3 separate regions of the Homo sapiens genome follow, and all the other regions are linked to region 1. The links are chromatin contacts, found by Hi-C or POLR2A ChIA-PET in ENCODE. All regions are on one chromosome and are shown on one strand. Each heading gives the region's core, a stretch centred on a gene start or an enhancer-like site at or near the end of the contact. The rest is flanking DNA. Distances are from core to core; before and after follow the strand shown. Region 1 holds the start of KCTD7 (potassium channel tetramerization domain containing 7). Region 2 holds the start of BAZ1B (bromodomain adjacent to zinc finger domain 1B). Region 3 holds the start of TBL2 (transducin beta like 2).

Region 1 (4,154 bases), core at 1,436-3,935:
ACTGCCCTCCAGCCTGGGCGACAGAGACTCTGTCTCAAAATAAATAAATAAATAAGATAAAAATAAAATAAAATTCCCTGACTGCTTAAACTACTTTTGGTTGCAGTTTCTTGGTACAGCTGAAACATCCCAATTGGCATAAGGATTGAAAGAGGAAATTTTGTTACAGGTATTTTTGAGAAAGACTAGAGTATAATGGAAGACAAGAGAGGGCCTCAAGGGGCCTCCTTTAGGGCAGTGTTACTCAAAGTGTGGTTCATGGACCAGCAGCATCATAATTATCCTGGGATTTGTTAGGAATGCAAATTACCAAGTGCTTCACCCAAGACTGATCAACTCAGATTCTCTGAGGGTGGGACTGGGGCTCTGTTTATTTTTTTATTTTAACTTTTTATGGATACATAATATTTTACATATGTATGGGATATCTGTGATATTTTGTTACGTGCATAGGATGTGTAATGATTAAGTCAGAGCATTAGTGGTATCCATCACTTTGGGAATTTACTCATGTGTTGGAAACAATTCAAGTCCTCTCTTCTAGATTTTTGTTATTGTTGTTGTTGAAACAGAGTCTCTGTCACCTAGGCACTGGAATGCAGTGGTGCAATCACAGCTCACTGCAGCTTCGACCTCCCTGGCTCGCATGATCCTCCTTGCTTTACCCTCCTAGTAGCTGGGACTACAGATGTGAGCCACCACACTCAGCTATATATATATTTTATTTTTTGTAGAGGCAGGGTCTAACTACGTTGTCCAGGCTGGTCTTGACCTCCTGGGCTCAAGGTATCCTCCCGCCTTGGCTTCCCAAAGTGTCTTCCAGCTATTTTGAAATATACAATCCATTGTTGTTAATTATAGTCACTACTCTGCTTTTGAACCATAGAACATAAACCTTTTTATCTAACTGTATGTCCTTCATTAACCTAAATCTCTTCATTTCTCACCCAACCGTTCCCAGCCTCTGGTTTCTTTCTACTCTCTAAATTTATGAGATCGATTTGTTTTAGCTGCCACAGATAAGAACATGCAATATTTATGTCTTTCTGTGCCTGGCTTATTTCACTTAACATAATGACGTCCATCCACGTTGCTGCAGATGACGTGATTTCATTCCTTTTCATCTGTGTTTAAACAAGGTCTCCCTCCAGGGATTTTGATGCAACTGAAGTTGGAGAAAACACAGACCTAGGACACTCCTGCAGCTGGGAGTGCGATGGTCTAACAGAGGAAGTGCTATGCCACCAGCTCATCTTTGCCATCCTGGAGCTGTCTAATCTACGACTCAGTTTTCTTTTCTGTCACTACACTGTGAGAATGAGATGAGGAACTGGGTGTGAAAACGGTTTGAAAAGGAGAAGCATGGTTGCACACGCCTGCGATCCCAGCACTTTGGGAGGCTGACGAGGGAGGACAGCTTGAGGCAAGGAGTTTGAGACCAGCCTGGGCAACATGACAAGACCCCATTTCTTAAAAAAAAAAAAAAAAAAAAATTTTTTTTTCTTTTTTGAGACGGAGTTTCGCTCTTGTTGCCCAGGTTGGAGTATAGTGGCCGTGATCTCGCCTCACTGCAATCTCCATCTCCTGGGTTCAAGCGATTCTCCTGCCTCAGCCTCCCTAGTAGCTGGGATTGCAGGTGTGCCACCATGCCTGGCTAATTTTGTATTTTTAGTAGAGATGAGGTTTCACCATGTTGGCCAGGCTGGTCTCAACTTCCTGACCTCAGGTGATCCACCCGCATCGCTTACCAAAGAGCCAGGATTACAGGCGTGAGCCACTGCGCCCGGCCAAAATTTTAAAAAATCAGCTGAGTGTGGTGGTGCGCGTCTGTGGTCCCAGCTACTCGGGAGGCTGGGGCGGGAGGATTGCTTGAGCCCAGGGGTTGCAATGAGCTATGATTGCGCCACTGCACTTCAGCCTGGGTAACAGAGTGAGACTTTGTCTTTTAAAGAAAGGAGAAAATGGCTTGAACGGGCTAAGAACCTTGACCCCCAGGAGACTCCCTGCGCTGATAGAGCCTCTAGGGCTGGACTCCGCCTCCCAGGGAGCCGGGAGCATCTTGGGGAAGGGCCTGTCTCCATCTGTGTGTCCCGGTGGAAAAACGGTCACGGTGGGGAGTCACTGTCATTATTCATTGAACTCAAGCGCTCCTATTTTGGGTTTTCTCGTTCGGATTTCTGCGCGAGCGAGTGAGGAAGAACTGGACACCCGGGCGGTGCCCTGCGGCTCGGGGCGGGGCCAGCCGCGGTGGCGTGTCCGCAGCCACCTCAGCCCTCCTCCCGCCACATCCTCCAGGAAAGGCTGCTCAGGCCTTCCATTGAGGAGACAAGGACCCGCTGCTCTGGGGCCAGACACACGAGTAAGTCGTGACCCCCTGTGTGAAGGGATAAGGCGTCTACCCTGACGCGGGTGAGAACCCTCTTCACGGCAGACTCCGACGCCCAGTTATGAGAGCGTAGCGGCGCACCACCGCCGGGTCTCTCGGAGAGGGCGCGCCCGCTGGCCAGAGGACCAATCAGTGCACGGCAGGCTCGCAGGCCGCCCCCCCCCCCCCCCCCCAACCCAGGGACCACTCAGGCGCCGGCCGCTGGCGCTGCCTGCTCTTCGACTGGGCGAGCTTCCTGCCAATCAGGGCGGAACCAGCGCGGCGTCGGCCAGTAGCGGGAGGCGGTCGGGTCAGGCCCCAGCTGGGCGCGAGCGGGTCGGCGTTGAGGGAGCCACCGCCCTCCCGCCTGCGCACTGCCTCTCGCCCCCCTCCGGCCAGCCCGCAGCCGGCCGCGTCATGCCAGGCGCTGCTCGGCGGTAGGGAGTGCCCGGGGCCGCCGCCTCCGCCCGCCCGAAGCCGCGCCCACTGCCCAGAGCCAGAGGGATGGTGGTAGTCACGGGGCGGGAGCCAGACAGCCGTCGTCAGGACGGTGCCATGTCCAGCTCTGACGCCGAAGACGACTTTCTGGAGCCGGCCACGCCGACGGCCACGCAGGCGGGGCACGCGCTGCCCCTGCTGCCACAGGAGGTACCCGGGCGGGCGGCGGGCCGCGGGGCGTGGGGAGGGGCGCGGGGGAGAAGCGGGCGCGGGGCATAGCGGTCCTCGGCGGGTGGGCGGGGCCGGGGTTGGGGGCGGGGCCCGCGGACTTGCGCCCCTCCCCCGCCCACCTGCAACTCCCCCGCCCACCTGCACCCCTACCCACCCACCTTCAACCCCTGTCAATTACACCCACTAGGTGTGCTTCCCCACCCCCTACACCCTCCGCCCAGTAGTCACTGGGGTGATTTACTCCCATCGCCATGTCCCACTTTTACCGAAGACAGGAGGGAGGGTGGGCCGTGGGAGGGGGACCCTGGAGCCCCGAGAGCTGATGGTGTGTCTGACCAGGCACCGTAGCTCGAGCCTGTAATCCCAACACATTGGGAGGGAGGATCGCTTGAGGGCAGGAGTTGGAGGCCAGCCTGGGCAACATAGCGAGGCCCCGTCCCTACTACGACTGGAAAAACAAAGGCATTTTGGGTTGGATGAATAAAAAAAAGAAAAGAAAAAGATGTCTTCTAGAGAATCCAACAGGATGCTGTAGTGGTTGCCCACACCTAGTCTCCAGCTACCTAAGGAACAAGGCAAGGAGCTGTCTGCACATAAGGGGCAGGCCAGTTCATAGATGTAGGCACGGTCACCTGGCATCCCATGGCTTTCACTCACAGGCTGCTGTGCTCTGGTGCACAGGGGCTTCCACGGGTCTTACTTAATGTGTGTGATACTATCATGTCAACACCTGAAATGACACTCAAGAGACGGGAGAAGATACCAGGCATGGTGGCTCACATCTGTAATCTCAGCAGTTTGGGATGCTGAGGTGGGAGGATTGCTTGATCCCAGCAGTTAGAGACTAGTCAGGGCAACAGTGAGACCCTGCCTCTACAAAAATGAAAATTAGCCAGGCTTGGTGGTGTGTGCCTGTAGTCCCAGGTGCTCAGGAAGGTGAGTTGGGAGGATTGCTTGAGCCCTGGAGGTTGAGGCTGCAGTGAGCTGTAATTGTGCCACTGTACTCCAGCCTGGGTGTGATAGAGTAAGACCGTACCTACAAACAAACAAAAACAAAAAAAGCAAGAGAAGGGAAACGATGCCAGGTGTGGTGGCTTACACTTGTAATCCCAGCACTTTG
Region 2 (4,115 bases), core at 923-3,422, 6.9 Mb after region 1:
ATCACTTGAACCCTGGAGGCGGAGATGGCAGTGAGCCCAGATCGTGCCACTGCACTGCCACCTGGGTTAACAAGAGGGAAACTCCGTCTCAAAAAAAAAAAAAAAAAAAAGTGGGGTACTTCGGTATAATGCAGTATTTGGTAGAGCTAGTGGAACTTCTCCAGAACATTCCAAGTCTTCACAGGACAAGAAAAAAACCAGATCACCACCCCTCCACTTTAAAGTGCCTTACCTTATACCATAATGACAAAAAAGTGAGGTAATATTTAAATTAATTGAAAGTGAAGGAGTAACATTCCACCTTCTTCTGTTGATTGACTTACAGGGATGAGGTAGGAAGAGCGGTGGATTCTACTCCTCTTTCATCATTTGACCTTCAACAAGTCAACCTCCACTCTCTGGGCCAACTCAGCAAACCAAGCCCGAGGACCCGACCACCTCCAAGATCCACTTCAGCTCCAAGATGCTACAGCTCTATTTCTCCAAGAGCCTTCCTCCAGCATGGACTGATTTTCCAGGCCCCTTTGTGTGTATACTCCCCACAAAGGGACACTCACAAATTGCACTCCAACAAGAATGAGATTATCCTCTAAAGTACTGCGTTAAAGTGAGGATCAGGGAGAAATGAAATAACTCTGAGAGACACTTCCTCCTATACAGAAGCAAGCAAGAAACTGAGAAATGAAGTCCTTCCGAACAGAAGGGGCTGAGAAAACTCATAACACATTAGCCTTCACTCTTAAAGCTTTCAGTCACCAAAGAAATGCTTGATTCCGAAATCGTTTTTGTTTTTTTTACAGATAAGCCTCAAAAACGATTCTTCTGGCACCCATTAAAAAAAAGCAAATAAAAGCTGCACAACTTTTCACTAAAAGATAATGCTTATGCAAGAAATCTTAGTCATGACGAGAGGATGCTTCCTTTGTAAAACATCCAATTTCATGTTCCTAAAATACAACATAAAAACTTCACGTCTTGGTTTTTTTGTTTGTTTAATTTTAACAAATACCAATCTCCTTCTAAACCTTCAAAATTTCAAACCTGTGTCTGCCCAGGGAAGGCAGGCATCAGCTCCTCCACAGGCAGTTTCCTTCCCTCCCTTTCCTCTAAGCGGGGAATCTCATTCCTAGTTTTCTGCCCCAGGGTCCTGTCAGTTCATCCCCGGCCTAAAGTCCCCTCGGGAGACGAAAAAAACGCCAAGTATCCCCGCAGAGATCGGGGTAAGACGCAGTTGAGTCTTGCACACGCCGCATCACGAGGCCGCGCGAGTACAATTTCAAAACTTAAGCTGCAGGTTTCATTTAAATTTTTAAAAAATTTTTGTAAAAATTAAAGGAGAAAACCTAGCTCCCCCTCCCCACGCCTCCTCCTCCCTCTCGGGTCCTCAAGGCCTAAAGCCAACCCGGGGAAGGTAATGGGGATGGGGGATGCGCTCCTCGCCGGCGAGGCCCCGGGACAAAGTGCGGGGCCCCGGGGGCGGCCGAAGCGGGCCCTTCTCCTTCCAGGGCCGGTGCGCGCCCCCCGCCGGATCCCCTGGAAGGATCGGCGGGCGCAGGCTGAGACTCAGCCTCCAGGCCCGCGAGCGGCCGGGGCGCGCTGACAGCTGCCCCGGGCCGGGGATGCGCGGCTGACCTGGTCTCGCGAGCCCCAGGCCCTACCCCGGCCCAGCCCGGCCCAGCCCGGCCCGCGCGGCTGGAAAAGGATACTCCCGGGTGCGGAAGGCCTCCTGAGTGTGCGGGATGGTGAAGAGCGGCTCCTCTCCGGGCAACGGCTTCACCAGCGGGAAGGGCTTGCGGCCCAGGAGCGGCGCCATCGCGGCGGCGGCGGTGGGGACTGGCGGCTGCTGGGGCCGGCCCCGCGGCGCAGCACTAGGCCCCGCGGCCCGGAGCGAGCGCCAGGCGCCCGGGGGTGGGGTGGGGGAAGGGAGGGGTGAGAGGGCGGCGCGAACTCCGGCTCCCTCACCGCCGGCGCGGCCGCGCGACAGTCATGGAGCGGAACGCCACGGCGCAGAGCTCCCGCGCACACCGCCGCGCCTCCCAGCAGCCCCCCGCCGACCTCCGCTTCGGGTCCCGGCGGCCGGCAGTCACGACTCCTCCTCAGCAGCACCGGAGGAAATTATTGAAAAATGGCGGGAGATTCCCCTCCTCCCCCGGGCCCGGCCAACGCACACACTAACTTGCTCCCCCGTGGCGCCGGTGGCGAATGCTCCAATAGGCGGAGAGCTGGTCAGCGCTCACAGCCTATTGGCTCGGAGGAGCTGCCGCTCCGCGCCTGGGTCCCGCCCCCCTGCCCCTGTCGCGTAGTTGGGTTGCAGCGCACTAGAGGGCAGTCTGAAGAGGTGAAAGGTCACGTTATGTAAGCGCCCGTGATAGGCGTGCGGGCCTCCGACGGCAGAGTTAAAAGTGGGGGACAGCGGGGGATGGAGAGGACGAGAACTCAAAGAGGTCAAGCCGGAGAAGCCCCTCGCATATACAGATACTGCGCCATCTGTCACCGACGGCGACACCGACATCCGGGCACCACTGTCCGTGTGGTGCGCCGGAGGGGGAGGGTGAGCGCGCGGCCAGGGGCTTTGTCTTTCCTCTTGGGCGCCTCCCCCTTCTTAAAGGCGCCGTGCTCGGCCACGCCCGGGGATGCGCGGGTGGGGCTGGGCTGCAGGGAGGGGTTGGCGGGAAGTGGCCCCGGGAGCTTACCCTACCAAAGGTTCTGCGGAAGGACAACGTGGGGGCCAGCTTTGCTCACCCCAGAGTTAACTTCTGGGCGGGAGTGTGGTTGAGATCTGGGTAGAAGTATACTGCTTGTTTCTAGGGGCTGGCTGGAAAGTAGAATATAGAAGCTTCTTTGGAGAAATAGATTAAAAGACGTACTTAGTTTTTTGGTTTTTGGTTTTTGTTTTTTTTGAGACGGAGTCTCGCTCTGTCGCCCAGGCTGGAGGGCAATGGCGCGATATCGGCTCACCGCAACCTCCGCCTCCCGGGTTCAAGAGATTCTCCTGCCTCAGCCTCCCAAGTAGCTGGAATTACTGGCGTGCACCACCACGCCCGGCCAATTTTGTATTATTAGTAGAGACGGGGCTTCTCCATGTTGGTCAGGCTGGTCTCAAACTCCCGACTTCAGGTGATCCGACCGCCTAGGCCTCCCAAAATTATCATTATTTTTTTTTTTGAGACGGAGTTTCACTCTTGTTGCCCAGGCTGGAGTGCAGTGGTGCAGTCTCGGCTCACTGCAACCTCTCCCTCCCGGGTTCAAGCTATTCTCTTGCCTCGGCCTCCCGAGTAGCTGGGACTACAGGTGCGCGCCACCACACCCGGCTATTTTTTGTATTTTGTAGAGACGGGGTTTCACCATGTTGGTCAGGCTGGTCTCGGACTCCTGATCTCAGGTGATCCACCCGCCTCGGCCTCCCAAAGTGTTGGGATTACAGGCGTGAGCCACCACGCCCTGCCAGAGCTGTGACTCTGGCTTTTTTTTTTTTTCTCCCATGATACTCAGCACCTGGCTCGGAACATTGTAGGTGCTAGTGAATACTATTTGAATGAATTGGATCTACCTTTTATTTTTTATTTTTTTTGTAGAGACAGGGTCTTACTTTGTTGCCCAGACTGGTCTCGAACTCTTGGCCTCAAGCAATTGTCCCGCCTCTGCCTCCCAAAGTGCTGAGATTAGGCGTGACCCACTGTGCCCAGCCAGGATGTCTCTTTAATAGGTACGTCTGGGCCGGGCGCAGTGGCTCACCCCTGTAATCCCAGCACTTTGGGAGGCCGAGGCGGGCGGATCACGGGGTCAGGAGATGGAGACCATCCTGGCTAACACGGTGAAACCCCGTCTCTACTAAAAATACAAAAAATTAGCCAGGCGTGGTGGCGGGTGCCTGTAGTCCCAGCTACTGGGAAGCTGAGGCAGAATGGCGTGAACCCGGGAGGTGGAGCTTGGAGTGAGCGGAGATCGTGCCACTGCACTCCAGCCTGGGCGACAGAGCGAGACTCCGTCTCAGGGAGGCGGGGGGGGGGGGGAAATAGGTACGTTTGGTCGGGCACGATGGCTCACGCCTGTAATCCCAGCATTTTGGGAGGCTGAGGCGGGCGCCTCACCTGAGCTCGGGAGTTCGAAACCAG
Region 3 (4,093 bases), core at 37-2,536, 6.9 Mb after region 1:
TGGCCGGGCACAGTGGTTCACGCCTGTAATCTCAGCACTTTTGGAGGCCAGGACGAGTGGATCACCTGAGATCAGGCGTTCGAGACCAGCCTGACCAACGTGGCGAAACCCCGTCTACTAAATATACAAAAATTAGCCAGGCGTGGTGGTGTGTGCCTGTAGTCCCAGCTACTCGGGAGGCAGAGGCAGAAGAATCGCTTGAACCTGGCAGGCGGAAGTTGCAACGAGCCAAGATTGTGCCACTGCACTCCAGCCTGGGCAAGAAGAGCGAAACTCTGTCTGAAAAATAAATAAAAAGAGCAGGGCTGCCCACTGACTCTCTGGTGTTTCCCATTTCTAGTACTAACCTCTTCTATGAAACTTTTCAGAGACAGGCTCTTGCCGTCACCCAGGCTGAAGTACAGTGGCGCGATCTATCACAACTCACTGCAGCCTTGAATTCCTGGACTCACGACACCCTCCTGCCTCGGCCTCCCATGGAGCTGGGACTACAGGGGCGTGCACAACCACACCCAGCTAATTTTGCGTAGAGATGGGGTCTTGCTATGTTGCTCAGGCTGGTCCCAAACTCCTGGGCTCAAGCGATCTCCCTGCCTCGGCCTCCCAAAGTGCTGGGAATACAGGCGTGAGCCACTTCGCCTGGCCTCAGTGAAACTTATTTCACCGTGTTTTTCACTTACATATTTAGGTGTTCATAATACAGATGTACTTCTCCTTTACTGGACTCCTTACAGAAAAAGACCCCAAAGCCTATCACAGGGTCATAGATGCCCAGTAAATGCTGCTGCACATCACAGAATTGGTGCTTTTTCCGAGATCGCGGCCACGGAGCAGGCTGAAGAGTTTACGGTGCTCTCCTGGCCACCCCGGGGACGGCCTGGCCTCGGCCACAGAGAAAGCCGCAGTAAGGGGCCCAGGTTGGAGCCAGTCCCGCCCCAGGAGGTGCGCCTAACCCGGCAAGGCGGGTCCCCGTCTCTGGAAGCGAAGCTCACGTTACCAGAGGAGAAACTGAGGCCCATGGAGTCGCCGGGCCCCACCAGCCGCGGGCCCAAACCGCAGGTCGGACCACGAGGAGGCCGGGAGCCGGGACACCGCGGGCCGCCCCCACCCGACCCGGCCCCACTTACAGGCGGGCCGGCCGCTCCTCTCCTCCCCCGCGCGCAGCCACCCCCGCGCTACCGCCGCCGTCGCCATCAGGGCCAGCAGCCCAAGCAACACCGACAGCCCCATGAGCTCCGACATCTGCGAGAGCTCCATGTTGGTGGAACCACTGCCACCTCAGCTAGTGAGTACGCGGGCGCCCGCACGGCTCTGCCGGGCCGCGCACGCACGCGGGGGCGCGGCCTGGCCGTTGGGGAGCCTCAAGCGGCTGGGCCTGGCCGTTAGAGCGCCTGGGGGCGGAGCCTGGTTGTTACAACGCCTTCAGGGCGGGGCCTGGCCGTTAAAGCACCTCAAGGGGTGGGGCCCGGCTGTTGTGGCGCTCGAGGGGCGGGGCCTGGAGTTAGAGCATCTCCACCCGCCGAGCCTAGTTATTAGAGCGCCTCGAGAGGCAGAGTCTGGAGTTAGCGCGTCTCGAGGGGCGGGGCTGGGTTGTTAGAGCGTCTCGAGGGGCAGAACCCGGAGGTAGAGTGTCTCGAGGGGCGGGGCCTGGAAGTAGAACATCTCGAGGGGCAGGGCTCGACCCTTGGTGCGTTTCGAGGGGCGGGTCGCCTGGCGGTTGAGATTGCAGGGCTGCGGAGGGCGGAGGAAGGCGGGATTTGCGATCACTGCTCACGCCTCCTCCTGAAGAACTCACTGATAATTGTTTATTAAAGGCATTATTCCAGCCATCACCACACTGGATCCTTTCAAGGAAGCGGGGCGGGGATTATTATTACCATTTAACGGATAGGAAACTCAGCATCAGCGAAAGTTCAGATGGGCTTTTAAGGAAGAGTAGGCCAGGCGCGTGGAGTGGAACAGCCTCCGCAAAGACCTGAGAAGCTGGGATGTGGGAAATGGCTAGAGGGGCGGAAAGGTCTGGGGGACGTTGAGCGCTGGCTCCATCCAACAAGCTGCTCATTACAGGGAGAGGTGGGGCAAAAGCTGTGTCTGAGGATTCCCTGGATGGACCTTTGTGTGAAAAGACCAAAATCAGAAAACCGGCAGTGGCTTCAAGGATCCGAGAGGGAGGTGACGAGGGCCTGGATTTGGGGCTGGCCTGGCAAGTCGAAAGTTAAAAGGGAGAATTTTTAATAGAAAACTTATTTTATTTATTTATTTATGTATTTACTTTTGAGACGGTTGCCCAGGTTGGAGTGCAGTGACGCGTCTCGGCTCACTGCAACCTCCGTCTCCCGGGTGCAAGAGATTCTCCTGCCTCAGCCTCCAGAGTAGCTGGGATTACAGGCGCGTGCCACCATGCCCTGCTACTTTTTGTGTTTTTTATAGAGACGGGGGTTTTGCCATGTTGGCCAGGCTGGTCTCGAACTCCTGACCTCAGGTGATCCACCTGCTTCGGCCTCCCAAAGTGCTGGGATTACAGGCGTGAGCCACCATGCCGAGCTGGGAGATTATTTTTATTTTTTATTTTTTGAGATGGAGTCTCGTTGCACTGTCGCCCAGGCTGGAGTGCAATGGCGCCATCTCTGCTCACTGCAACCTCTGCCTCCCGGGTTCAAGCGATTCGCTTGCCTCAGCCTCCCGAGTAGCTGGGATTACGGGTGCCCGCTAGCATGCCCCGCTAATTTTTTGTATTTTTTAGTAGAGACGGGGTTTCGCTATATTGGTCAGGCTGGTCTTGAACTCCTGACCTCGTGATCCGCCCGCCTCAGCCTCTCAAAGTGCTGGGATTACAGGTGTGAGCCACCGCGACTGGCCCAGACCAGGAAATTTTTTCATAGAAAACTTATTTTTTTTTTTGAGACAGAGTCTTGCTCTATTGCCCAGGTTGGAGCGCAGTGGCGCGATCTCGGCTCACTGCAACCTCCGCCTCCTGGGTTTATGCCATTCTCCTGCCTCAGCCTCCCGAGTAGCTGGGATTACAGGCGCCCGCCACCACGCCCGGCTAATTTTTTAAAAATATTTTTAGTAGAGACGGGATTTCACCGTGTTAGCCAGGATGGTCTCGATCTCCTGACCTCATGATCTGCCCGCCTCGGCCTCCCAAAGTGCTTGGGGGATTACAGGCTTGAGCCACCGCGCCCGGCCAGAAAACTTCTTTTAAGGCCGGGTGCGGTGGCCCATGCCTGTAATCCCAGCACTTTGGGAGGCCGAGGCGGGAGGATCACCTGAGGTCAGGACTTCGAGACCAGCCTGGCCAACATGGTGAAACCCCGTCTCTGGCCAACATGGCGAAACCCCGTCTCTACCAAAAGTACAAAAATTAGCTGGGCGTGGTGTCCCACGCCTCTAATCCCAGCTACTCGGGAGGCTGAGGCAGGAGAATCACTTGAACCTGGGAGGCAGAGGTTGCAGTGAGCCAAGATTGCTCCACTGCACTCCGGCTTGGGTGATAAGAGTGAGACTCCATCTCAAAAATAAATATAAAATAAATAAAAAAAGAAAGAAAGAAGAAAACTTCTTTTAAAATAATTACAGCCGCCAGGCACAGTGGCTAAAGCCTGTGATCCCCAACACTTTGGGAGGCCAAGGTGGGAAGATTGCTTGAGCCTAGCAGTTCAAGACCAGTCTGGGCAACATAGCAAGACCCCATCTCTATAAAATAAATAAATAGGCTGGGTGTGATTGCTCACACCTGTAATCCCACCACTTTGGGAGGCCCAGATTTTAGCCCAGGAGCTTGAGCCCAGCCTGAGCAACATAGTGAAACCCCGTCTCTACCAAAAACTACAAAAATTAGACGAGCGTGGTGGCACATGCCTGTGGTCCCAGCTACTTGGGAGGCTGAGGCAGAAGGATCACTTGGACCCGGGAGGTGGTTTTGCAGTGAGCCGTGATTGCATCACTGCACTGCAGCCTGGGTGAGGGTGAGACTCCGTTTCAAAAAAAAAAAAAAAAAAGTTAAGGCTGGGCACGGTGGCTCATGCCTGTAATCCTAGCACTTTGGGAGGCTGAGGCAGGCGGACCACCTGAGGTCAGGAGTTCGAGACCA

What was found. A loop is a pair of places that touch in the nucleus more often than their neighbours do. ChIA-PET counts read pairs that join two places held with the same protein, here RNA polymerase II (POLR2A). Pooled maps may share reads with other maps.
Region 2: a map of posterior vena cava shows a loop between it and region 1 (14-fold over the local background). The contact joins the promoter of BAZ1B here to the promoter of KCTD7 in region 1. A Hi-C loop is called at or near these places in 1 of 168 maps with a recorded cell type or tissue (posterior vena cava) and 4 of 50 pooled maps. POLR2A ChIA-PET finds 5 or more read pairs at or near these places in 1 of 52 experiments (endothelial cell of umbilical vein).
Region 3: a loop to region 1 is called in a pooled map, with 7 times the contacts of the local background. The contact joins the promoter of TBL2 here to the promoter of KCTD7 in region 1. A Hi-C loop is called at or near these places in 2 of 50 pooled maps. POLR2A ChIA-PET finds 5 or more read pairs at or near these places in 2 of 52 experiments (HCT116 and OCI-LY7).

What each region holds. Positions count from the first base shown.
Region 1 is chr7:66,626,196-66,630,349 of GRCh38, forward strand. KCTD7 (potassium channel tetramerization domain containing 7) reads left to right here and starts at 2,686. Exons shown (of 4, transcript NM_153033.5): 1 at 2,686-3,013. The coding sequence starts at 2,870. RefSeq lists silencers at 1,267-1,466, 2,477-3,046.
Region 2 is chr7:73,520,121-73,524,235 of GRCh38, forward strand. It overlaps BAZ1B (bromodomain adjacent to zinc finger domain 1B), which reads right to left and starts at 2,173. Exons shown (of 20, transcript NM_032408.4): 1 at 1,707-2,173. The coding sequence starts at 1,813. RefSeq lists silencers at 1,417-2,296, 2,647-2,786 and an enhancer at 2,357-2,516.
Region 3 is chr7:73,577,293-73,581,385 of GRCh38, forward strand. It overlaps TBL2 (transducin beta like 2), which reads right to left and starts at 1,287. Exons shown (of 7, transcript NM_012453.4): 1 at 1,128-1,287. The coding sequence starts at 1,257. RefSeq lists a silencer at 899-1,538 and an enhancer at 1,869-1,938.